Regions from separate parts of the Homo sapiens genome. Here region 2 is linked to region 1. A link is a loop called in an ENCODE intact Hi-C map of the cell type or tissue named here. Cell type or tissue: chondrocyte. All regions are shown on one strand. Each heading gives the region's core, and the rest is flanking DNA. Links, peaks and the distances in the headings are about the cores only. Region 1 has its middle 84 kb from the start of LANCL2. Region 2 overlaps VOPP1 (VOPP1 WW domain binding protein).

Evidence for each region. A loop is a pair of places that touch in the nucleus more often than their neighbours do. Peaks named below come from ENCODE experiments on the same cell type or tissue, not always from the same donor. Only the 100,000 strongest peaks of a DNase experiment are listed, where the experiment ranks them.
Region 2: it touches region 1 in a loop (4-fold over the local background); 12 of 110 quality-filtered maps call a loop at or near these places.

What each region holds. Positions count from the first base shown.
Region 1 is chr7:55,443,667-55,455,611 of GRCh38, forward strand. It overlaps a transcript of VOPP1 not described here. Among named protein-coding and RNA genes, the nearest start is that of LANCL2, 84 kb to the left of the region's middle. In chondrocyte, for the core only: no CTCF peak of the experiment used is centred there; DNase peaks (open chromatin) are centred at 5,058 and 5,850.
Region 2 is chr7:55,497,820-55,509,764 of GRCh38, forward strand. The region is part of intron 2 of VOPP1 (VOPP1 WW domain binding protein); the gene reads right to left. Among named protein-coding and RNA genes, the nearest start is that of VOPP1, 69 kb to the right of the region's middle. In chondrocyte, for the core only: no CTCF peak of the experiment used is centred there; no DNase peak of the experiment used is centred there.

The sequences.
Region 1 (11,945 bases), core at 1,508-9,507:
GGAGTTTTGCTCTTATCACCCAGGCTGGAGTGCAATGACACAATCTCGGCTCACTGCAACCTCTGCCTCCTGGGTTCAAGCGATTCTCCTCCCTCAGCCTCCTGAGTAGCTGAGATTATAGGCGCACATCACCACGCTCAGCTAATTTTTGTATTTTTCAGAGACTGGGTTTCACCGTGTTGCCCAGGCTGGTCTCAAACTCCTGACCTCAGGTGATCTGCCCGCCTCAGCCTCCCAAAGTGCTGGGATTACATGCATGAGCCACCATGCCTGGCCTATTGTAATTTTTAATTCAGATTGATATGTTGCCTGCTGAAATATTTATAGATGAAATGTTCAGGATTTGCTTCAATATGATGCAGGGAAGGGCCAGAAGGAGTGTAGATCCATAAAACAAGACTGGCCCTTTATCTATTGCTGTGTGATAAATCACCCCAATAAGTGACAGCTGCCGTACCCGGCCGTAACTTCTTTATTTTATAATTTATCTACTGTAGTCTAGAGCTTTGATGATGGTTTGGAGGCTTGTCCCATGTCATCAGCTTAAGTTAGAGATCATCGGACAAGAGTCATGTTGGGTTATAGGCCCACCTTATTCCAGTATGTCCTCACCTTGACTAGTTACATCTGCAATGACCCTATTTCCAAATAAAGTCGCATTCTAAGAGTCCAGGAAGGACATGAATTTTGAGGAGACACTGCCCAACCCAGTACATTCTTCATGTGTGCCTGTTCACATGGCTGCTTGAGTCCCTATGACATGGCAAGGATCCAAGAGAGTCCAAGGCAGAAATTGCAACTCACTTTATCAGAAGTCACACACCATCACCTCTACCGCATTGTATTCAGTGTAGAATTGACTGCACAAGGGCACAAATATCAGGAGGCAGAGAGGATTGAGGGCCACTCTGGAAACTGGATACAGGACTCATATCCCTCCACCTGAAAAATACACTCTGCCCTCCCCAGCTCCCATGTGTTCACCCCATTGTGGCATCAGCCTCTGCTCAGTTGCTGGGGCACAATGCCTGCCAGCTTCGTAGAAACTCTTTTTTTTTTTTTAAATCTAAACAGTTGTCTGAGGCATGACCCCAGAATTTTCTCTTAACAAAACTCTTAACAAGAGATTTTACAAGCTATACCCTTGATTTTCTCTTTATACCATATTTTTCTGACAGTACCTTGGGTTTTATTTTTGCCTGGAAGCCATTTCTTAAATTTGGCATTATTTGCCATCTGGAAGGTCTGAGAATTTTCAAACCAGCCTGACTGCTTTATGTTTAATAGCCCTCTCTTTGGCTTCTTTCTCTGACATTTCTTCTTGCTCTTTATGTAAAAAGAGGAGGAGCCAGACAACATCTTTGACCTTCTGCCTGGAAATTTCCTGATAAGTCACTGGGTTTATTAGGTACATTTTCTATTTTCTCTCTTGGAAGATGTATCTTGCATAACAGAACAGAAGAGGGGGTGAAACCATTTTGTCATATCTGCTTTAGCACGTGTGCTCTTTCTTTTGCTCTCTCTCTCACTTTCTCTACACACACACACAGACACACACACACAGACACACACACACAGACACACACACACACACACAGACATACACACACAGACACACACACACACAGACACACATACCTGCTGCATCATTTGAAAATAAGCTGTAGACATTGGGACCCCTTACTCCTACACACTTCATATGCCTCTTCTAAAAATAATAAACTGCCACATAATCATAATACCAGTATTGCACCTGAGAAAGCTAACAATGATTTTGATAATACTATGTTGCATCCAAGCCATATTCAGTGTTCCCCCAATTGACTTTGAGGTCTGTATTGTTTTTCAATCAGGATCCAGTCTAAGTACATCTTTTATGTTTCTTTCATCTCTGTCAACCTAGGACAATCCCCTCAACCTGGTGTTTTTGTTTTGTTTTTAATGGTGCTGACTTTCTCAGGACTCCAGGACTGTTGTATGGAGCTTCTCCTTTATGGGTTTGTCTGCTTCTTTCCCTCTGGTGTCATTTAACTTGTTCTGCAATCTCCCACTTCCTATAAACAGGAAGTTAGGTCTACCCTTTAGAGCTGTGGTGTCCAATATGGTAGCCACTAGCCACATATGGGTATTTATTAATGAATTTAATTTGATGAGGATTAACTTAAATTTAAGAATTAAGTTCATCGGCCTTACTAGCCTCATTTCAAGTGCCCAGTGTTCACATGTAGCTAGTGGCTATGTATTGGGCAGTGCCTGTGTAGAACATTTCCATCCTCATAGAAAGTTCTATTGGATAACACTGTTGTGGAGGTATCCAGGTGAAACTTTTTTTTTTTTTTTTTTTGAGACGGAGTCTCGCTCTGTCGCCCAGCCTGGAGTGCAGTGGCATGATCTCGGCTCACTGCAAGCTCTGCCTCCTGTGTTCATTCCATTCTCCTGCCTCAGACTCCCAAGTAGCTGGGACTACAGGTGCCCGCCACCACGCCCAGATAATTTTTTTGTATTTTTAGTAGAGACGGGGTTTCACCATGTTAGCCAGGATGGTCTCAATCTCCTGACCTCGTGATCTGCCCACCTCGGCCTCCCAAAGTGCTGGGATTACAGGCGTGAGCCACCGCGCCCGGCCGAGGTGATACATTTTTGATATGAGTACTACTTCAGTGATACTGGCACTTCATATTACATCACATGAGAAGTGCTGGCTGGGAAGTCCTGTGTGCCCTGAGGGACTACTGTAAACTGTGCACATGTAACTTAGAGATACCACACCCTTCCCTGCTGTAGACATTCTTCTCTGGTCCTGTCAGCCTGGATGCTACATCCTGTGATGGAAAAAAATTTCTAGGGAAAACAAAATAATTTTAGAGCTGCAAGGGAACTTTGGTATTATTTTATAAACAGCAGAGGAAACCACACCCATAGAGGTTCAAAACTTGCCCAGGGTCACTGATAGCTAATTGGCAGCCAAGGATGATCTTCAACAAACATCTTCTTATCCCTGGCCAGACTCATATATCAGAGTTGAAGTAACTTGTGGCAACTGACATCAGTTGGTACTACTAACAATCATAAAATTATGTTATGAGTATTTAACAATGCCAGGCACTGTATCTAGCCATTATAACCATTACTTCACAAGATTCTCACAACCATCTCATAAGGAGGTTAGTAACAAAACAACTGAACAGGAATTTATTCTTTCAGATGATAAACCTAGAATTGGCTCACTGCTTCAGAAGTTCAGCAATAAAAGCTGATGTCTCTGTGATTATGTTGGCCTTTCCCTCTTTGTCACAGGATAGTTATTGCAGCTCTAGATATCACATCAGTGATCAAAGCAGGGTGAACGGGCTTGTGGCAATGCCAGCAACCCTTATCCCATTTATGAGAAAAGTGAAATCTTCCCCAGGGGCTCCAGTGTGGAGTTCTATGTGCAATTCATCAACCAAAACTGTGTCATGTGATGCCCCTGCTGCAAGGGAGACTGGACAACTGAAAATGATAGGTGGCTTTTCCAGGTACTATAGAAGAATCAGGCAAGGCGTCAGATTAGGAACAGCAGCAGTTGGGTAAACCAAGCAACAGTGGAATTGTTCTATCCTGATTCGGATTGGGGAACTGATGCTCAGTGTGGCACAATACCTCCCTGCGCTTACCCGGCTAGTGAGGGGCACAGCTGGTTTGACTCCCAAGTTCACGGTGCGTAAGGTTTGCTCACTGAAGAAATGTAAGGAGGACTCTGGTGTTGCTTGGGTTCGGGGCTGGTTCAAACACTTAAACAATAGGTGAGGTCTGTATGTCCTCAAAGGACAGGGGAGAGACTGACCCCAGAGTGATGCCGCCACCTAAATAAGGAACTGAAGGCAATTCAAGAGGAGGGCTGTCTGAATGGTTGTTGGGAAGTGGATACCTAAGAGAACTACTATTTTCTCCATTCAATATATGTTTAATGCCATATTTCATATACATATGCATTTAATGCAGTATGTATGCTATAAATATACGTGTACATATACATATGTATCTCTAGTGCAATATTTCATATAAATTTTGTAAATACAGATTTAATGCTATGTTTCATATTTTCTCCCTAATCCTCTCTTCTCTGTGACAGCTTAATCCTGCCAGCCTTGGTTTTGCCAACCATGGACCCTTTCAAGAAGGTGGTTTGTGTAGGTGGTGAAGAACTCTTGTAATAAAAGAACAGAAAATGGGGCTGATTTTTCTCCCTTCAAATTGGCAATTATATATGAACTAAATCATTATAATTACAACTCATTGTAATTATGGCAAATCACTGTCATTCATTAAAAAACCATTATTCATTATCATTCACTCAAAATCATTATAATCATTATAATGATTTTCCACATATAATTCCCAATAATAAACAGTGTTGGCAAAGGCTGGCAGAATTCATAATAATTCTTCTGAAGGTAATATTTGTCAAAAGCCCTAAAATATGTACATATACTTGGACCCAGCAACTTAAATCCAGTATTTTACTCTGAGGAAATAAATGTGGATGTACGTAAAACATAGTGACAAGCATGCTCAGCAAAGCATTATTTATAATAGAGAAAAATTAGCAAGAATGCAAGCAAGAAAACAGATTGGAGAAATGTATCAATATCATAAAGTTCAAAATGAAACAAAACACATGGTAAAATTATAAAAGCAAAGAAATTATAAACACAAAATATGGGATAATAATGGGAGTGCAATGAGAAAGATTCATAGGGACCTCATTTCTATTTCTGAAGTGGGATGGGCGTACAGTGTGTTCATGTTATTGTATTTGGTCTGCATCATCCACAATTATGCCAAGAAACTGTGGGGCACCACAATAAAGGTTGATTTTTCGCTCGAGCCCCGGTCCTGGCAGTTGGCAGGAGATCTCAGCTCCACGCAGTCAGCCAGGGACTCAGGCTCCGTCATCTTGCATAGCCTGGAATCCTCCGCGGGATCCTCCACACCCAGGCTCCAGAAAGGGAAGGGAGAGACCTTGGGGCCTGGCAGCGCTGCAGGACCAGGTCTGGGGGACTCAGGTCTCCCGCATCCTATTCCAGTGCCCAGCGCGGCCCCAGCTCGCTGCCAGGGCGCTGGCAACGGTGGGCCCGGACGAGGGGGAGGCGGCGCCCCTGGCGAGGAGCAGCATTGCCACCGCAGCCACGCGCAGGACATGCCCACCCTCTTCAATGACATATTTTATTTAAAAGTGAAAAACAAAATGGGAAGAGGGGGTTAAATAAACTGGAACAGTTTAATCGCACTGAGATGCGATGTAATCCTTAGCAGGGAAGAGGGGACCGTTGAAATACCATGAAAAATATTGGAGTAAAACAGAGACTCCCGTGTGGGTCCCGGGCTGTTGGCTAGGGTGGCAGGCCGCGTGCATTTCCTCTCTCTGCGCCTCTCTCTGCTATGAGCACGAACTATTTTCATAATTAGATAAAAAATAAAGGCATGGGTTTGGTTTCGAATAAAGACCTTGAAGTGCTTGGCAGGTGTCCGCTCCCGGAGCGCCGCGGGTCCCCTGCTCCTGTCGGCGCCCGTGCCTCAGGCGGTCCCGATCCCGCGGCACAGGGGACGGCCGGGGAGGGCCCGCGCTTCTCCCGGATGGACCGGGACGCCGGCCTTCCGGGCCCAGGAGGCCTCCCATCCCAGTCTCCCGCGGCGCCACTGCGGCCCTGCCTCGTCCGAACCCCTCTCCAGGGACGCGCAGGTCAGGGACACCCGTCCACCTGCGTCTGCCATCGCTTCGGGGCCTGCCGGTGCCCGGTCCTCGTTCAGCTGCAGCGCCAGGCCCAGGCCTGCACTACGCCGGGGTGGGGGGCCGGTCTCGGAGAAGGGCGCGGCCAGCGGGCGCAGGACAGATGGGGAGACGACGCCCCAGCCTTCCCTCCCCAGGCGCAGGGGAACCCTGAAGGCAGCTGAAGGTTGGACGAAAAGCTGCCCCTCCCTGTGACTGGCTGGGGTCACCTGGAAGGAGCCAGCTGAGCTCCGACCAGGTTCCTGCAGAGGCGTTCTGGCCACCGAGCCTGTCCTGGGAGAGGAGAGCAGCGAGCAGCCTGGCCTCCCGAGGGGACAGGAGCCCTCCACCCCCGCACTGTGCCCTCTACCGCCCCTGCCTCGGTAGGTCCTGCCACCCTCCTGCGGCCCCTGCAGCCCCTCAACACGCCTACTTCTGGGCATCAGGGATGTCACTGGTGCCAGAGGTCCCAGAGACCTTTAAGTACAAACCTGTCACCCTTGAGGGGAGAAACAAACATGTCACCCTTGAGGCGTAGCACCCAGGTGGTCAGCAGACCTTTGGAAATGCGGTTGGATGAGAAGCCAGGATTTCTGCCCTCTGTCCGCATCTTACATTTCTGTGCACCCACACTGACAAGGATGGTAATAAAGAAAAAGACGAGCAACGATTGCATTTCACCTACTTCCATTTGCTGAGAACATCTCACTCCTTCCAGGGACCCCTGAGCTTCCCCTTGGGAGTTGGAGTCACCGACTTGTGGCTGGGGGCACATTTCGGGCAGGAGACCTCAGGCTGGTCCTAGTGTTACCTCCCCGACCTGGGGGTGTTCTTGAGGTCCCACCAGTCCTCCGCCTCTTCTCTTGGGTGTCCCCAGCAGCACCTGGATGCCATTTCAGGGCTGACCACCCAGCACTGGAACTTGTGTAACCACCCAGAACCCAGGAGCTGGGCATTTCCCTATGCACTCTGGTTCTGCACTGTCCAGTAAATCACTCACCAGCGCTACCAGCTCTTATAGCCCTTGAAATGTGGCCACTCCAAGTGGAAGTGTGCATTGAGTATGTGTTATACAAACTGGATTTTGAATATGGAAAAAAGTAACATTTCTCACTCACATACTTTTATATCATTACATGTTGAAATAATACTTTGATATATTAGGCTGAATATCATTAAAATAATTTTTTTGATTAATCTTTGTAATGAAAATTTAAAGCAATGCACTGGTTCACATCATACCTTTAGTGGACAGCACTGGTAAAGAATATACATCTAAAAGCTTTTCCCCACGTAAGCTTTAAAGTAAGATGCAAAATTCCTTTCTTCTACAAAAACATGAAGGATTGTCATTGGTAAGGGCTGCGCCCAGGCAGTTTTCACAGGTACACACTTGTTATCAATCTTCTGTTCCCATGTGCACTGAATACTAGGTCTGTGGCAAATGATATCAGCACTGTTTGTGATTTCTGGAGTCCAGGGAGAAAGACAAAGAGAGTGCTCTCCAACATTCCTGTCACTGTTGAAAACAGACCAAGCCACGTTGCTCCTCCTTCATTATACTCTTGAGACCTGCACAAGAACATACATCTTTTTTTGTAAAAGTGAAGCCTGGATCTTCAGGGCTGGCATCAGAGGGAGATCTCCTAGGGAGGAGATTCAACAGGACTCAAATCTAATTCCCTTCACCTTCTTCTTGCGGGTAGGGGGTGTCTTGACAATCATCCTTGCACCCACCACACCATTTATAGGAGGGCACTGGGCCCCTTCCACACAGGCACAGGAGTGGAACGAGATCCTTTCTGGACACTTCCGCACAGCCCATCTGAGACAGGAACATTACAATAAAAAGTTATGGGGTAGGGGGCAAAAGAAACGCCTGAAGTACAGGAATACCTGGGAAATGTTGCAGGTTCAGTTCCAGAACACCATAATTAAGTGAACATTGCAATAAAGTTTGAGTCATACAAATTTTTGGTTGCCCACTACATATAGAAGTTGTTTACATTATACTGTAGTCTATGAAGTGCACAACAGCATTATGTCTAAAAGCCACAATGTACATAGCTTCATTAAAAAATACTTTATTGTGGCCGGATGTAGTGGCTCACGCCTGTAATCCCAGCACTTTGGGAGGCAGAGGCGGGCGGATCACAAGGTCAGGAGTTTGAGACCAGCCTGGCCAATATGGTGAAACCCCCGTCTCTACTAAAAATACAAAAATCAGCTGGGCGTGCTGGCGGGTGCCTGTAGTCCCAGCTATTCAGGAGGCTGAGGTAGGAGAATCACTTGAACCCAGGAGGCAGAGATTGCAGTGAGCCAAGATCGTGCCGCTGCACTCCAGCCTGGGCGACAGAGCGAGACTCTGTCTAAAAACAAACAAAAAAGCTTTATTGCTAAAAATGCTAACGGTTATCTGGGCTTTCAGTGGGTCATAATCTTTTTGCTGGTGGAGGGTGTTTTCCCAGTGTTGACGGCTGCTAACTGATCAGGGTGGTAGTTGCTAAAGGTTGGACTGGCTGTGGCAATTTCTTAAAATAAGACAACAATGAAGTCTGCCGCATTGATTGACTTTATTTCAGGAAAGATTTCTCTGTAGCATGCGACGCTGTTTGACAGAATTTTACCAATAGTAGGACTTCTTTCAAAATTGGAGTTAAACCTCTCAAACCCTGCCACTACTTTACCAACTAAGTTTATGATATATTCTGAATCCTGTGTTGTAATTTCAACAATATTCACAGCATCTTTAGTAGGAGTAGATTCCATTTCAAGAAACCACCTTCTTCACTCATCCATAGGAAGAAATACCTCATCCATTAAAGTTTTACCATGAGATTGTAGCAATTCAGTCACAACTTCAGGTTCCACTTCGAATTATATTTCTCTTGCTATTTCCACCACATCCACAGTTATTTCCTCCACTGATGTCTTGAACCCCTCCATGAAGGGGTTCAAGTCATCCATAAGGTTGGAATCAACTTCTCCCAAGCTCCTGTTAATGTTGGTATTTTGACTGCCTCCCATGAATCACAAATGTTCTTAACAGCATCTAGAATAGTAAATCCTTTCCAGAAGGTTTTCAATTTACTTTGCCCAGATCCATGAGAGGAATCACTATCTATGACAGCTATAGCCTTACAAAATGTATGTCATAAACAATAAGACTTGAAAGTCAAAATGACTCCTTGATCCATGGGCTGCAGAATGAATGTGTGTTAGCAGGCATGAAAACAACAATAATCTTCTATGTCTCCATCAGAGCTCTTGGGTGATTAGGTCTTTTGTCAATAAGCAATAATATTTTAAAAGGAATCGTTTTTGCTGAGAAGCAGTGCGCTTAAAACACTAAGCTAACCATGCTGTAAAAAGATGTGTTGTCATCCAAGCTTTGTTGTTCCATTTATAGGATAAAGGCAGAGTAGATTTTGCATAATTCTTAAGGGCCCTAGGATTTTTAGAATGATAAACGAGCACTGGCTTCAACTTAGCTCACCAACTATATTAGCCCCTAACTAGAGGGTTAGTCTGTCCTTTGAAGCTTTAAAGACAAGCGCTGACTTTTCCTCTCAAGCTACAAAGTCCTAGATGGCATCTTCTTCCAGTAGAAGGCTGTTTTGTCTACATGTAAACTCTGTTGTCGAGTGTAGCCACCCTCCTCAGTGGTCTTAGCTAGATCTTCTGCATTACTTGCTGCAGCTTCTACATCAGCACTTTCTGCTGCACCCTGTACTTCCAAGCTATGGAGATGACTTCTTTTCTTAAACCACATAAACCAACCTCTGCTAGCTTCAAACTTTTTTTCTGCAGTTTCCTCACCTCTTTCAGCCTCCATAGAATTGAAGACTATATCAGCATTGTGTGTCACTGGAATAGCGCTTTTAATTTCCTTCAAGAACTTTTCCTTTGCATTCACAAGTTGGCTACCCGGTGCAAGAGGCCTAGCTTTCAGCCTGTTTCAGCTTTTGACATGCCTTCCTTACTAGACTTAATCATTTCTAGCTTTTGATTTAAAATGAGTGACATACAACTCTTCCTTTCACTTGAACACTTATAGGCCATTGTAGGGTTACTAACTAGCCTAATTTCATTATTGTTTGTTGTGTGTCAGGGAAGAGAGTGGGAAAGAGATGAGGGAATGGAGGGTAAGGCAGTCAGAATACACGTTTATTGATTAAGTACACCATCTTGTATAGGCAGAGTTATTGGCACCCTATAGTACAACACTAACATCAAATATCACTGATCACAGATCACCATAACAGTTATTTATTAATGAAAAAGTTTGAAATATTATGTGAATTACCAAATGAGACATAGAGATAAAAAGTGAGCACATGCTGTTGGAAAAAAATGGCACTGATAGACTTCCTTGATACAGGGTTGTCACAAACTTTCAATTTGTAAAAAACTCAATACCTACAAAGAGCAATAAAGCGAAGTACAATAAAGTGTGCCTGTAATATGAATGTACAAAATATAGTAGTTTTTGAGATCTTTTTTGGTTATTTTATTATTCATTTTAACTTATTATAAAATATTTTGAACATAAGAAGTAGAGAAAATAGTATACCAAATCCTCATTTATTCATCACCCACATCCAGTCCTTATTTTTAAAATTTTGTTAATAGACATATAACAATTATATGCATTTATGGGGTATATGTCATATTTTGAGACAATTATGCAAGGTGTAATGATCAAACCAGGGTATTTAGGATAGCTCTCACCTCAGTCATTTATCTTTTTCTTGTGCTAGGAACATTAAAAATTTTCTCTTCTAAATGGATAAATTTCTGGACACATACACCCTCCCAAGACTAAACCAGAAAGAGGTCAAATCCCTGAATAGACCTATAACAAGTTCTGAAACTGAGGCAGCAATTAATAGCCTACCAACCAATGAAAGTCCAGGACCAGAGAGATTCACAGCCGAATTCTACCAGAGGTACAAAGAGGAGCTGGGAACATTCCTTCTGAAACTATTCCAAACAATAGAAAAAGAGGGAATCCTCCCTAACTCATTTTATGAAGCCAGCATCATCCTGATACCAAAACCTGGCAGAGACACAACAAAAAAAGAAAATTTCAGGCCAATATCCCTGATGAACATCAATGCAAAAATTCTTAATAAAATACTGGCAAACCAAATCCAGCAGCACATCAAAAAGCTTATGTACCATGATCAAGTTGGCTTCATCCCTGGGATGCAACGCTGGTTCAACATACACAAATCAATAAACATAATACATTACATAAAGAGAACCAATGACAAAAACCACATGATTATCTCAATAGATGCAGAAAAGGTCTTCGACAAAATTCAATAGCCCTTCATGATAAAAACTCTCAATAAACTAGGTATTGATGGAACATATCTCAAAATAATAAGAGCTATTTATGACAAACCCACAGCCAATATCATACTGAATGGGCAAAAGCTGGAAGCATTTCCCTTGAAAACCAGCACAAGACAAGGATGCCCTCTCTCATCACTCCTATTCAACACAGTATTGGAAGTTCTGGCCAAGGCAATCAGGCAAGAGAAAGAAATAAAGAAATAAAGCGTATTCAATTAGGAAAAGAGGAAGTCAAATTGTCTCTGTTTGCAGACAGCATGATTGTATATTTAGAAAACCCCATTGTCTCAGCCCACAATCTCCTTAAGCTGATAAGCAACTTCAGCAAAGTCTCAGGATACAAAATCAACACGCAAAAATCACAAGCATTCCTACACACCAATACAGACAAACAGAGAGCCATATCATGAGTGAACTCCCATTCACAATTGCTACAAAGAAAATAAAATACCTAGGAATACAACTTACAAGGGAAGTGAAGGATCTCTTCAAGGAGAACTACAAACCACTGCTCAAGGAAATAAGAGAGGACACAAATGGAAAAACATTCCATGCTCATGGATAGGAAGAATAAATATTGTGAAAATCCATACTGCCCAAAGTAATTTATAGATTCAATGCAGTCCCTATCAAGCTACCATTGACTTTCTTCACAGAATTGGAAAAAAACTACTTTCAATTTCATATGGAACCAAAAAAGAGCCCACATAGCCAAGACAATTCTAAGCAAAAAGAACAAAGGTAGAGGCATCATGCTACCTGACTTCAAACTATACTACAAGGCTACAGTAACAAAAACAGCATGGTACTGGTACCAAAACAGATATATAGA
Region 2 (11,945 bases), core at 2,287-10,286, 55 kb after region 1:
CTGCCTCCACTGCATTTCACAGAACCAGCAGAGCAGAATGACATCAGCCTGTGGCCCAAAGCAAGGTGCTGAGGTGGGCACAGTCAGGGTGATGCAAAGCCCTGCATTTAACAAGCATCCTGTGTGCCAAATCCAATGGATTCCTTCCGGGAGGTGGCACAACCAAAGACAGACATTAAGCCTACCAGGACTGCTGCTGGGAGGAGGCTCCACAGGAGCCCAGCACCCACGTGGTGCTCATCCCTGCTGTCTTCAGTCCCCGACTACGGGGAAAAGATGGAAATACCCCACCACATCCACTGAGGCTAAAAGCAGAGGCTGTGGAGTTAGATAAATTGCAGGTGTGGTCCTGGTCCTGCCACTTACTAGTTGTGGGGACTTCTGGCGAGTCTCAGTTTCTCCATCAGCAAAATGAGTGGAACTGCAGGGGCCCTGCACAGTACTGACTTAAGTTTTAAGGCCTTTCTCACCATATAAAGTGCTGATGGCACTATCACTGCTCACGCTGCCTCCCTCCCCTCATCCCCCAACGTGTCTGAGGTTTCCGGGCCCCTGGCAGGCCACAGCTCTCAGGGGTGTGCTCAGAAGCTGTTCCCAGAGAGCTGCCTGAGCATGGGCAGGTGAGGCACTCAGGTGAGGCACTCGGTGCCCTCGACATCCCTGCCCTGCCCCAACCCCACGTCCTCCTTGAAGAGAGAAGATGCCATGAAAGTGCAAACCCTTCCGTTTTACAGAGAAGTTTTCACTAGAGCGTTTCGAGCCCAAGCAGCAATGGATTGGCAGGGATGTGGGGAGGGCCACTTCTCTACAATATTAAACCATTACCTAATTGTGATCTAGGTTCCTGCCAGTTTTTTTCCTTTAAAAAAAAGTACCTGGGAGAAATATACAATTCAGCCTAAGGTCTTGGGCACTGAATGTGTAGATTATTGCAGTACAAATAGGCTTGTTTTATGTAGAAGTATGTGTAGAAAACTAGTTAAGATGCAAAGTGAGATAACAGCGGCCTGGAACTCAGCAGACCCAAGCTCCAAAGCTGCTCTTCCCTGGTTGTGCACCCAGTAGGCCCAAAGCTCCTGGAGGTGGTGCTGCCTCTTTGTAAACACCCCGCACCCAACGGCAGCTAAATCCTCTATTGTTTCAAGGACAAACTGGGCTGAGAGACACTCCCTCCCCACTCCACCCCCACGCCATTCCACAGACAATATGGCAGCATTCATGTACAGTCTTCCCCTGGCCCATGAACATGAATCCCTACCCAGTACCCAAAGTGTTGTGATTTCCATGAAATGCTCCCATTGGCTCCCACTGAGAGTTACCTAAATGAGTGCTCAAGAATGTTGCTGGTCCTGGCCGGGTGCAGTGGCTCACACCTGTAATCTCAGCACTTTGGGAGGCCAAGGCAGGTGGACCACTTGAGGTCAGGAGTTCGAGACCAGCCTGGCCAACATGGTGAAACCCTGTCTCTACTAAAAATACAAAAATTAGCTGGGCATAGTGTGTGCACCTGTAGTCCCGGCTACTCAGGGAACTGAGGTAGAAGAACTGCTTGAACCCAGGAGGCAGAGGTTGCAGTGAGCCAAGATCGTGCCACTTGCACTCCTGACACTCCATGCATCCACCAAGGGGCTACTAGGAGCCTGCTCTGTGCTTTCCTGAGGGTGGAGCAGGGAAAACCCAGAGGAAACCCCTGCTGGGGAGGAGCTTTCTCTCTAGAAGGGGGAGAAAATAGTAAACGAGAAAACATAAACTGTGTTAGACAGTAATAAGTTCTTCTGTGGTGAAAAATGGAGCCGGCACCGGCAGGTTGAGAGCACGAGGCAGCAGGGTGCTCAGGGAGGACATGTGCAGGAGGTGACGTCTGAAAAGAGAGCACGCAGGAATCCAGTCTGCCAATGAGGGAAGCTGACACAGGGTCTCAGTGCTCGGGACGGGGGAATGCTGGTACCCCTGGTTCCACGGCTGCATGCTGGAGATGAGTGCAGGAGCACAGGGTGTGAGGGGGAGTGAGACACCTGGTCTGGCTGTTTCTGCAGGCCAGCGCCCTGCACAAACAGTACCTTCTGCAATTCTCCGAGGCCTTCCCCTAGAATCTCACTGGTGTCGGTTGATCAATGTGTGTGTGCCTGTGTGTGTGGAAGAGAAGGGAGCAGTCGAGGGAGATGAAGGACTTCTTGCTTTTAGGGTGGATGGAGTTCAGACAATTAACTGTAAACTAAAAGAGGTGGGACCGTTTCCTCTCACGAATGTGCAAAGACAGGCGTCCTCAGCACTCCAGTGAGGTTCATGGTGAGTTTAGGAGTGTGGAAGGCAGAATGCAACCATGGCCCGAAGAATTGCACCCCTCAGAGAACCCACCCTGCATAATCCCCTCCTCTTCAGTGGGCAGGACCCTGTGAATACCAGATGGCCACTCCCACAATCACAGAACATTCAACGAGATGGTGTGTTATCTAAGTCTCTGCCCTTGCAGACTGGAGATTCTCCTGCTGGCTTTGAAATAGTATTAATAGCAGCCACGTGAGAGGGCCATGTAGCCAGGACTGAGTGTGGTCTGCAGGCACCAACAGCAATCCCAGCAGGACCTCAATCCTACAACCACAAGAAACCGAATTCTGCCAACAACCCAAATCAATTCGGAGGACTCCAAGCTCCAGGTGAGAATGCAGTGCAGCCCACTGCTTAATCTCAGCCTTGTGAGGTGGCCCTGAGCCCAGAACCCAAATGTGCTTTCCCAGACTTGAGATCTACAGAGCTCTGCAGTAATAAGGGTGTGCTGTTTCAGTCTGCTACGTTTATAGTGATTTACTACACAGCCACAGAGTCAAGAAGAACACAGCTTACAGGTTATGAGCACTTCTTATCTTACACCAGGCTAAATGCTTCACAAACGTCTTGTTAATTTTCAAAACATCCACATACAAGATAAAGTATTATTAGTGCCATGTTTGAAATAAGCTTAGAAGCAAGACGTTAGAGATGTTGCACCTCCAGCCCAGGTCACTGTCTGCAGAAGCGAAGAGTGGACTTGGCCAGCATTTCAGGAAAGCATTTTGCACAGATGCTGCCTCTCCAGTAACATGGAGCCTTTCATGACCAAAGGGTCACCTTCTCTATCCCCACTTGATTTTCCTATTCTTCTTTGGCCCTGCTTTTATAACCTGCTGTGGAAATTTCAAAGACCATGGTAACAGAGACAATGTGAAAAAAACAGACCCTTGGGCAAATGACAGGAGGTCCCTGAGACAGGACCCACAGACAGGAACTCAGCAACCACTCTTTAATGGTGCTTGCATGGTTCTTTGTTCAGCTTGGAACTGCATACTGACCAGAAAGATTTCCAGAAAAACCTGTATCATATGATGTCAGCAATGCGCTACAATTAGCAGGTAACTTAATCATAGAGACATATAATAAAGATGCGATATGAGGTGAAAGGACGGCGTCGATTTGTAGTGAATGGCGGATGCCCCCACAACATTAGCTGTTTTCAGCAGACATCCACACACATGCACAAAAATCTATGTGTGCCAGGCTGTGACATAAGGCACACTTCTTCACAGCTGCTGCCAGGGAAGCCCCAAGTTAAAAGTGGACAGGCTCAGTCTTCTGGTGTGTCCAGGACTGGCTCCATTCATCCTCGTGGAAGATTCTGGGTGGCCCTCAGGCTCAGGTCTCCCTGACTGTAAGGTCACTTTCTGCTGTTAACAGTGCTGGGCTAAGGTCTTTCGGTCCTTGTCTTCTGTCTAGGTGGCAATGGCTTTAGTCAAATGGCTCTTACCATTTTTACGCCTAATTCTACTATATATTGTCCTCAAGTGATCAAATTCTAGAAGATACAACACTCATGAATACCCTCTCAAATTGGACACTCAGCTCACTGCCTAGCCATGAACAGCCTCCTCTGCACGTGCTGATGGTGAGGGAGGGGAATAAGGGGGGTGCAGAACAGAGACGACATACACCTGCAGCTTAGGGGGAACTGGCCATGATCCTCTGAGCTCCTGCTAGTTCCCTCCCATTGCTCCACCACCCTCTGCCACCAAGATGCTCCTGTGTGTCTCTCTCTCGGGTTTTACTCCAGACTGTAACAGCTCTTATATCTGTGCTCTAGCTCTGAGCACAGCCAATGCTTAAGAGGTATTAATACTTGGGTCCCTCCAATGCTGGCAGCCATGCACTTGATATAAAAGAGGAAAGCAGGTATACACTAATAAATTTAGTGACTGAATCATTTTTCATGAGCTGAATTTGCTAAAATGCTTCCCTTTCAGCTTTACACTTGTAAGGAAGCATTTGCTGCCTGGAAACCTAAGCCCTATGGCATTCTATTTCCCATGCTGGAGAGAGCAGACTACCAGCTTTCAGACATATGTAGAGCCCTCGTCCAGAATTAACACACATACACCCCTCAGCCTGAGAACATACCCGTCCTAGAATATTTGGAGTATAACGGATTACAAGTTCCTCTTTGTTGGCAAGATACAACATCTATGTGCTCTAGCTCACTTTTCAGAATCCAAATTTGGAACACCAGCAGCAAATACACGCTGTCAACTGATTATCTCTTTCTTCTCTCAAAACACAGGAACCCTTTATGCTCCTTCCATGAGCTGAAGACCCATTCACTCTCCGCATTCTTGCGGCTCATCTGCGGCGCTGGCCCGGCTCCCATTGTGGATGCTGGCAGGCCCCAGCTACTCGAAGGAGCACACAATTACCCAGGTGCTGACACTGTTACCCCTTTTCTGTCTGCTGCTTTCTTCCTTTTGAAGCTGCTGGTAAATTGGGGCCCTAAGCACACACACCTGCTGATGTTCCAAAGAGCTGCAATTACAAAGAGATATTCACTGCAACACTGAGCTTAATTAAAGTAGTAAACATTACCAGGCAGTCGAGCACACTGAAGATGCCTATCATGGATGCATCAAGTCAAATACTCCTACTGCCCTAAGCCTCAGAATGGCAATGCTGCTCCCAAGGACGTCGCAAGACTACACCTTTGCAGAACAGATCAGGATGGAGAAAACAGCAAGGGTTTTTCATCTCGTTCTTCTCTGTGTGCCAGATGTATAAACTGTCAGACTTGCCATAGAAAGGAAGAAACATTACTCTTAACTAAATCCGCTCCACAGCATATCTAATTATAGTCCTGAGACTCTGAAATACACATGATACTTCAAAAGAATGAAAAGATCACGTATAGCAGCAGACATGGGCCCCTGGACTTACTGCCTGTTAGCCAAGTATTCCTTACTGTACCCCTGGATACAAATGTAGATTTCTGCTGAGGTCAGAGAATGGGTAGTCCACTCTGAGCAGCTGCTGACAGGTAATTAGGTATATTATAGAGATAAAAGGGTGCCTGCCTTTTATCTCAATGATAGGACCTGCGGTCCCTGGGATTCGTCATGTAAAAGGAAATGTATGTCTGAGAGTCTACGGGCCACGATTTAGACAGGTGTCAGAGCAACAAACAAATGCAAACAACAGGTGGTCGCTGTGGGAGTTTTTGGAGCCTAAGAAGGAAGCATGTGTTATGCTTAGTCCTGCACAGGAGGAAAGAGGGTATGGCCACTGGACACATTTAATTCTTAGCCTTTGGGTTACATAAATCTCACGAGAAGGAAAGGATAACATACTAGGTCAAGGAATGTTCAGTGTTAGTAAAGTCACAAAATCTTTCTATGTAAAAAAGAAAAAAAGCCAAAAGTCAGTTTGTAAACCTTTCCATGTGTTGTTGCTATGGATGGAAAGTGTCTCCCCTAGACCGGTGTGTTGAAAGGCTACCCCGCAATGGGATGGTGTTAAAAGGTGGGGCTTTTGGAAGGTGATCCGGTTACCAAGGTGAAGCCCTCGTGACAGGGTTGGGGGTCTCTGTAAGAAGAGCCATGAAGAGGGCTTGCTGCTTGCTCCACTCCCCACCACGTGAGGATGGAACAAGACAGTGCCTACGAACCACGGACAGAGCCCTCAACAGACACCAGAGCTGACGGAACCTTGGTCTTGGACTTCCAGCCTCCAGAGCTGTGAGAAATAAACACACATTGTTTAAGCCCCACAGCCTCTGGTATTGCTGTTACAGCAGCCTGAACTTAAGCACCACTTTAGCAGTAATTGTATTTAAAAGGATTTATAGAAAAATCATCTCTGCATCTGGTGGAGCAGCTAAAGTCGGAGTAAAATATTCAGGGTGCGGGTCTGGAGATAGAGTTGGTGGGGACTGTAACTTTTTTGGGGAGTTCGAGAATCCAATCCTTTCTCCTGCCTGCAGGATTAACCCTCAGCAAACCTTTCTCTTCACTAAGCACTTGCTGGTACAACAGCTCCTTTCTCCCATCCAGTCCCAGTCTCTCAATTTGACAGCTGGTCTGTTCTCCTCAATCACACTGCCCCTGCCAGCTAACCCTGCTTTTTACACTACTCATTATTACCTGCATTCTCCACAGAGCTGAGCCCGCAGCACATACTTGAAGGAGGCTTCCCAATTTAGAAGCAGGAAGTACATTCAGGCTTATCACTGGCCTTCGAATTAGCTACCTATGAGAAATTGGGCTCTCCAGAGAAACTAAACACAGAACCCTATAAAGTTTCAGCAGAAAACTCCAAAGGATACATGAGCCTCTGGGGGAGCAGAGGAAGACTCGGTCCTTAGCCACCCAGTGCCCCAGCAAATCTCCTTGTAAGGACTGCAGAGCTCTGTGCCTCACCTGGATCAAGGAATCCACCCGACCATTCAGTGACTGACCTTCCCCTCCAACCTGCCCAGGCAGACGCTGCCACTCCCTGCAGCAAGGCCCCAGGGCAAGTGCCTTCCATGACCATGGGCACTGTTCCTTGTGCAGAATCCAAGGCAGGCCCCACTAGGCTGATTCATGACTCACACAGCCAGTCTTTCTTTCCAATGTCCAAAAGGACTCGCATATTTTCCCAAGCCTTCTCTTCTCCAGGAAACAATGCCTAGCTTGGGCAAAATTATGGTTTCTCTTTATTAGGAAGAATCCCAGTTTACTCTCATTTCCACACTTATTGGAGCTTCAGGCAGGATTAACCTTTTTAACAACTGTGACACAGCCAAATCCTAATAAACCTTCCATCAAAACTTCCAAGTTCTTCTCAGTAAGTTCTGTCTTCTCATGCTGTACGGATGCAGTACAGTCTGGGACCCAAATATAGGACCTTATGCTTATCCATAAAAAGGGTAAACTTATGCAATCTGGCCCATTACTTTTATCCTGTCAAGAGCCTTTGGATCCTCATTCTGTCACTCAAGGCATTCACTATTCCTTCCAGTTTTCTGTCACTGACATGAAGGATATGAGTCAAGTTTTGCTGGGACCCAGGACTGCTGAAGGCCACCCAGGCAACTTTGCTCCTCCTCTCTGTGACAATCACACACATGACTTAGAATGGCCACGTGCAATAATCCACAGTCGGGTCAGGGAGAGACGAGACTGGGGCCTGAAAATGAAGAGGAATCTTTCCATGCCCTGAAGCTGAAATCCAAAACCTGAGACCTTCCCAAAGTCCAGCAGTCTGCCTGCAGAAAGAAAACCAAAGGGAAAGAAAGAAGGTTGCACCACGAAGTGAGTCCTGGCTTAGCTGCAAGGACTCTAGGAGTGCGCAGAAAAGGAGGGTGACGTGGTAAGACGGAAAGGTGACAGCCCATGAGCTCAGCCCAACTCACAGCCAGATGCTCTCTACTCAGATGGAGCAGATCGGTTTCAGCATCGGGATTAAAAAAATGGGCACGTGCATTTTATGGTAGGTGAATTGTACCTTAATTTAGAAAGAGAGAGGGGGAAGGAAAGAAGGAAAAAAGGAAGGAAGGAAGGGAGGGAGGGAGGGAGGGAGGGAGGGAGGGAGGGAGGGAGGGAGGGAGGGAAGGAACTTGTACATATGATCAACATTGCAAGCCTTCCCTATTTTCATTCAAGTCAATGCTAAAGTATTGATGATTAAGTCAATGGTGAATTCCATTAGAGACATTTCTTCTATGTTGAGATTTTACTAATCATAATTTTATAAATACAGCTATTATAACAGTTACAAATCCACCTAACTGGACTATTACTGATCTCAGCAGAGATGCTATCAAACATCTCTATTAAAACAGGACAGTGTCAGATCACTGATGCCCCGTCTCACGGTCCCATAAAAGACCAACCCAATAGGACCTTAGACAGGCAAACCCAAATTAATTTCAATCGAGCACAAAACACCCTTTTAATAATTTCCTGACGCCTTCGAGAGGTCCCCATTGCTCTGGCGACTGTCCTGACAAGCCCACCTCCCATCTCTCACCCAGGTCCTTCTAAAAATCTCAGCCTGGTGGGCTGTTTGTCTCTGGGCACACTGGTGCCCAGGGCATTCCTGCCTCTTCCCTCCTAGACAAGTCATCTGTGATCATCAGGACATTCTCCCACTAACTCTTGCAAGCTCACTTCCCTTTCAGATGACATCACTGCCTCACACTCATCTCTCCCAATGATAAGTCTATTACGCAAAAATGTATTACTCATCACCATTTTTTGAGATGGAGTTTTGCTCTTGTGGCCCAGGCTGGAGTGCAGTGGCACGATCTCGGCTCACTGCAACCTCCACCTCTTGGGTTCAAGTGATTTTCCTGCCTCAGCCTCTCGAGAAGCTGGGATTACAGGTGTGCGCCCCCACGCCCAGCTAATTTTTTATATTTTTGGTAGAGACGGGGTTTCGCCATGTTGGCCAGGCTGGTCTCAAACTCCTGACCTCAGGTGATCCGCCTGTCTTGGCCTCCTAAAGTGCTGGGATTACATGCATGAGCCACTGCACCCAGCCACAAGCTTCTTTTTTTTTTGAGATGGAGCTTCGCTCTTGTTGCCCAGGCTGAAGTTCAATGGTGCGATCTTGGTTCACTGCAGCCTCTGCCTCCCAGGTTCAAGAGATTCTCCTGCCTCAGCCTCCCAAGTAGCTGGGATTACAGGTGTGCGCCGCCATGCCTGGCTAATTTTTGTATTTTTAGTAGAGACGGGGTTTACCCATGTTGGTCAGGCTGGTCTAGAACTCCCAAACTCAGGTGATCTGCCCACCTCAGCTTCTCAAACTGCTGGGATCACAGGCACTTTGAGCCACTGTGCCCGGCCCCACAAGCTTCTTTATAATATTACTTAATACACTTATGCATTTCCAGCCTTAATATGGCATAACCTCCTGGGTCATATCCTGGCTTTGCCTTTAGGAATCCAACCTACCCCAGGAAAGCTCTCTCATTTGAATGAGGCAGCAGAAGTCCCAGCCCATACATGTGGATAAAACTCAAACCAGGAGGTGGTTCAGGCAGAACTCCAGCAGCCTCAAGAAACACCTGTGAGGAGTGCTGTGGAAAGTAGTGGCTCTCAGCACAGGCTCACGTCAGAACTGTCCAGCAGCTTTAAAAACACCCGTGCCTGCTGGCTGGGACACACTCCTCAGGAGATTTCAGTACACGGCAGGGCTGAGAACCAAAGACCTAAATCTGGAGCCCTCTTGCCTGTGACTCTTTTCTTGGTGCTGGGAAGGAACATGTGGTGGGTGAGCTGGTGGGTGGGGGGTGTTGTTCTGGCTTTTCTGAGCAGGTATATTTTTTTTTAACAGCTTTATTGATATATACTTGATATACAAAGAGCTGTGTACAATCTGATGAGTTTGGTCATATGCAAACACCCAAGATACCACCACAATGAAAGTCTAGGCATAATCTGATTACTTGTAATATTGTACGTCTGCGAGAAAATAACATTTTTAATAGAACTTTCATCTTTCCAAACACAAGATTTTAGACCATTTTATCTGTCTTGCTTTCAAGTCAAAAACTTCACAGACCTGACTATGAACTCATGGTTCTTTCTTTCCTGTCAACCTCAGTTGGTAATCCACATGATGTCAGAATTGTCCTCCTGGCCTGACATGGTTTCCCTGACGGGCAGGGAGGTGCCTGTGTGTTGAGACGTGTGGTCCCATTTTGATGATGTTTCAACTTTTATTTGGTCAACACATCCCATGGCGAAGTCAAACATCTCTGGGTTCTAAGGAGGGGGCCATCACTGCTTTGATGAGGCCTGAGCCCGAGACGTTGAGGGTGGGAAGATGGCTGCCCTGTCAATCATTCCTTCAGAGACACAGTTATCACCAGAAAATACCTTCTCTGACTTGTATAAACCCAAACTAGTTGCATTCAGGGTGGCATACAGGATTTACCTAGGGAAATTTTACTTGTATTTCTACCATGGGAGAAAGCATTACAAATACTTACTAAAATCACTAATATTAGCAGACCAAATGGGGTAAAAAGTGCTCATTTCTTTGCCATTTTAACCCTTGAGGAGCTGCTGCCTTGGAGCCCAGATGCACCCAGAGTTAAAGTGAAGAGGTGAGGTAAGATGGACCAAGAAGCTCTTAAATTACTGCTGAACTTTGGTAACTACGGAGTTTTTTGTTTTGTTTGTTTTGACACAAGGTCTCACTGTGTCACCCAGGCTGGAGTGCAATGCTGCAATCATAGCTCACTGCAGCCTCAAATTCCTTGGCTTAAGTGATCCCTTCACATCAGCCTCCCAAGTAGCTAAAAATACAGGTGCACACCACCACGCCCAGCTAATTACAAAAATTTTTTCTACAGATGAGGTTTCACTATGTTGCCAGGCTGGTCTCTAACTCCTGGCCATAGTGATCTTCTTGCCTTAGCCCAAAAGTGTTGGGATTACAGGTGTGAGCCACTGCACCTGGCCCAGAGTTTTTGAAACTCCACCTTTGTGTTTCTGGGGTAGAGGTTTTCCCTCTTTCTCCTTTCAGTAAACTGCTGATCATTTAAAATTAGTTCTATTCAAGCCTATCCTGAAAAACAATCCTCCTAGTTTCTGGTTGACTAAATATAAGGTTAAAAAAATAAATTCTGGCCATATGTCTCTTTCAGAAACAGTTATTACCAGAAACCACCTTCTCTGGAAGGTGTTTTTCATTTTCCATACTAAAGTGAAAAACAGAAGTCTGCCTATGAGCTCAGAAGTCTGCCTATGAGTTCATAGTGAGATCCTGTCTCTATAAAAAAATCTTTAAAATTAGCCAGACGTGGTAGCATATGCCTATAGTCCTAGCGACTCAGAGGCTGAGGTGAGAGGATCGCTTGAGTCAAGGGGTTTGAGGCTGCAGTGAGCTAGTACTGCACCACTGTGTTCCAGCCTAGGTGACAGAGCAAGACCCTGTCTCAAATTTATTATCAATTTTAATTTTATAATAAATTTCCTATCATTGAAATCACACAGGCATGATAAATACTAAAGTAATGAGCTGAGTTTGGCAATGAGATCAGGAAGGGAGATGAGATTCTAGTACCTAAAAAATCTGGAAACCTACACTGAGGTTCACACCTGGCTTACTTTCTCAGCTCTATTTTTACTTGAGTTGGTCTTAGTCCATTCAGGCTGTTATAATAAAATACCACAGCTTGGGTAATTTATAAACAACAGAAATTGATTGCTCATAGTTCTGGAGGCTGGGATGCCCAGGATCAAGGCCCAGCAGATTCAGTATCTAGTCAGGGCTCCCTGCTTCATAAATGATGTCTTGCTGCTGTGTCCTCACAGGGCAAAAGAGGGCAGGGGAGCTCCCTGCAACCTCTTTTGTAATCCCATTCACGAGGACAGAGCCCTCATGACTTAAGTCACTTCCCCAAAGGCCCCACCTCTTAATACTAATACATTGGGTGTTAGGTTCCAACATAGGAATTTTGTAAGGACACACATATTCAGACTATAGCAGCTGGTTAGCTGTTATAAGCAAATGCTCAGAACTCTTAAGTCTACATTCCAGCTCTGGACTACATCCTGCCCTCTTCCACCTCTGCTGCAAAAGTGAATTCCTCACTGGCTCCATTTCCTGGGTATTCTGCAAGAACTCCAAACTCCACATGCATATATGACATTCTCTGC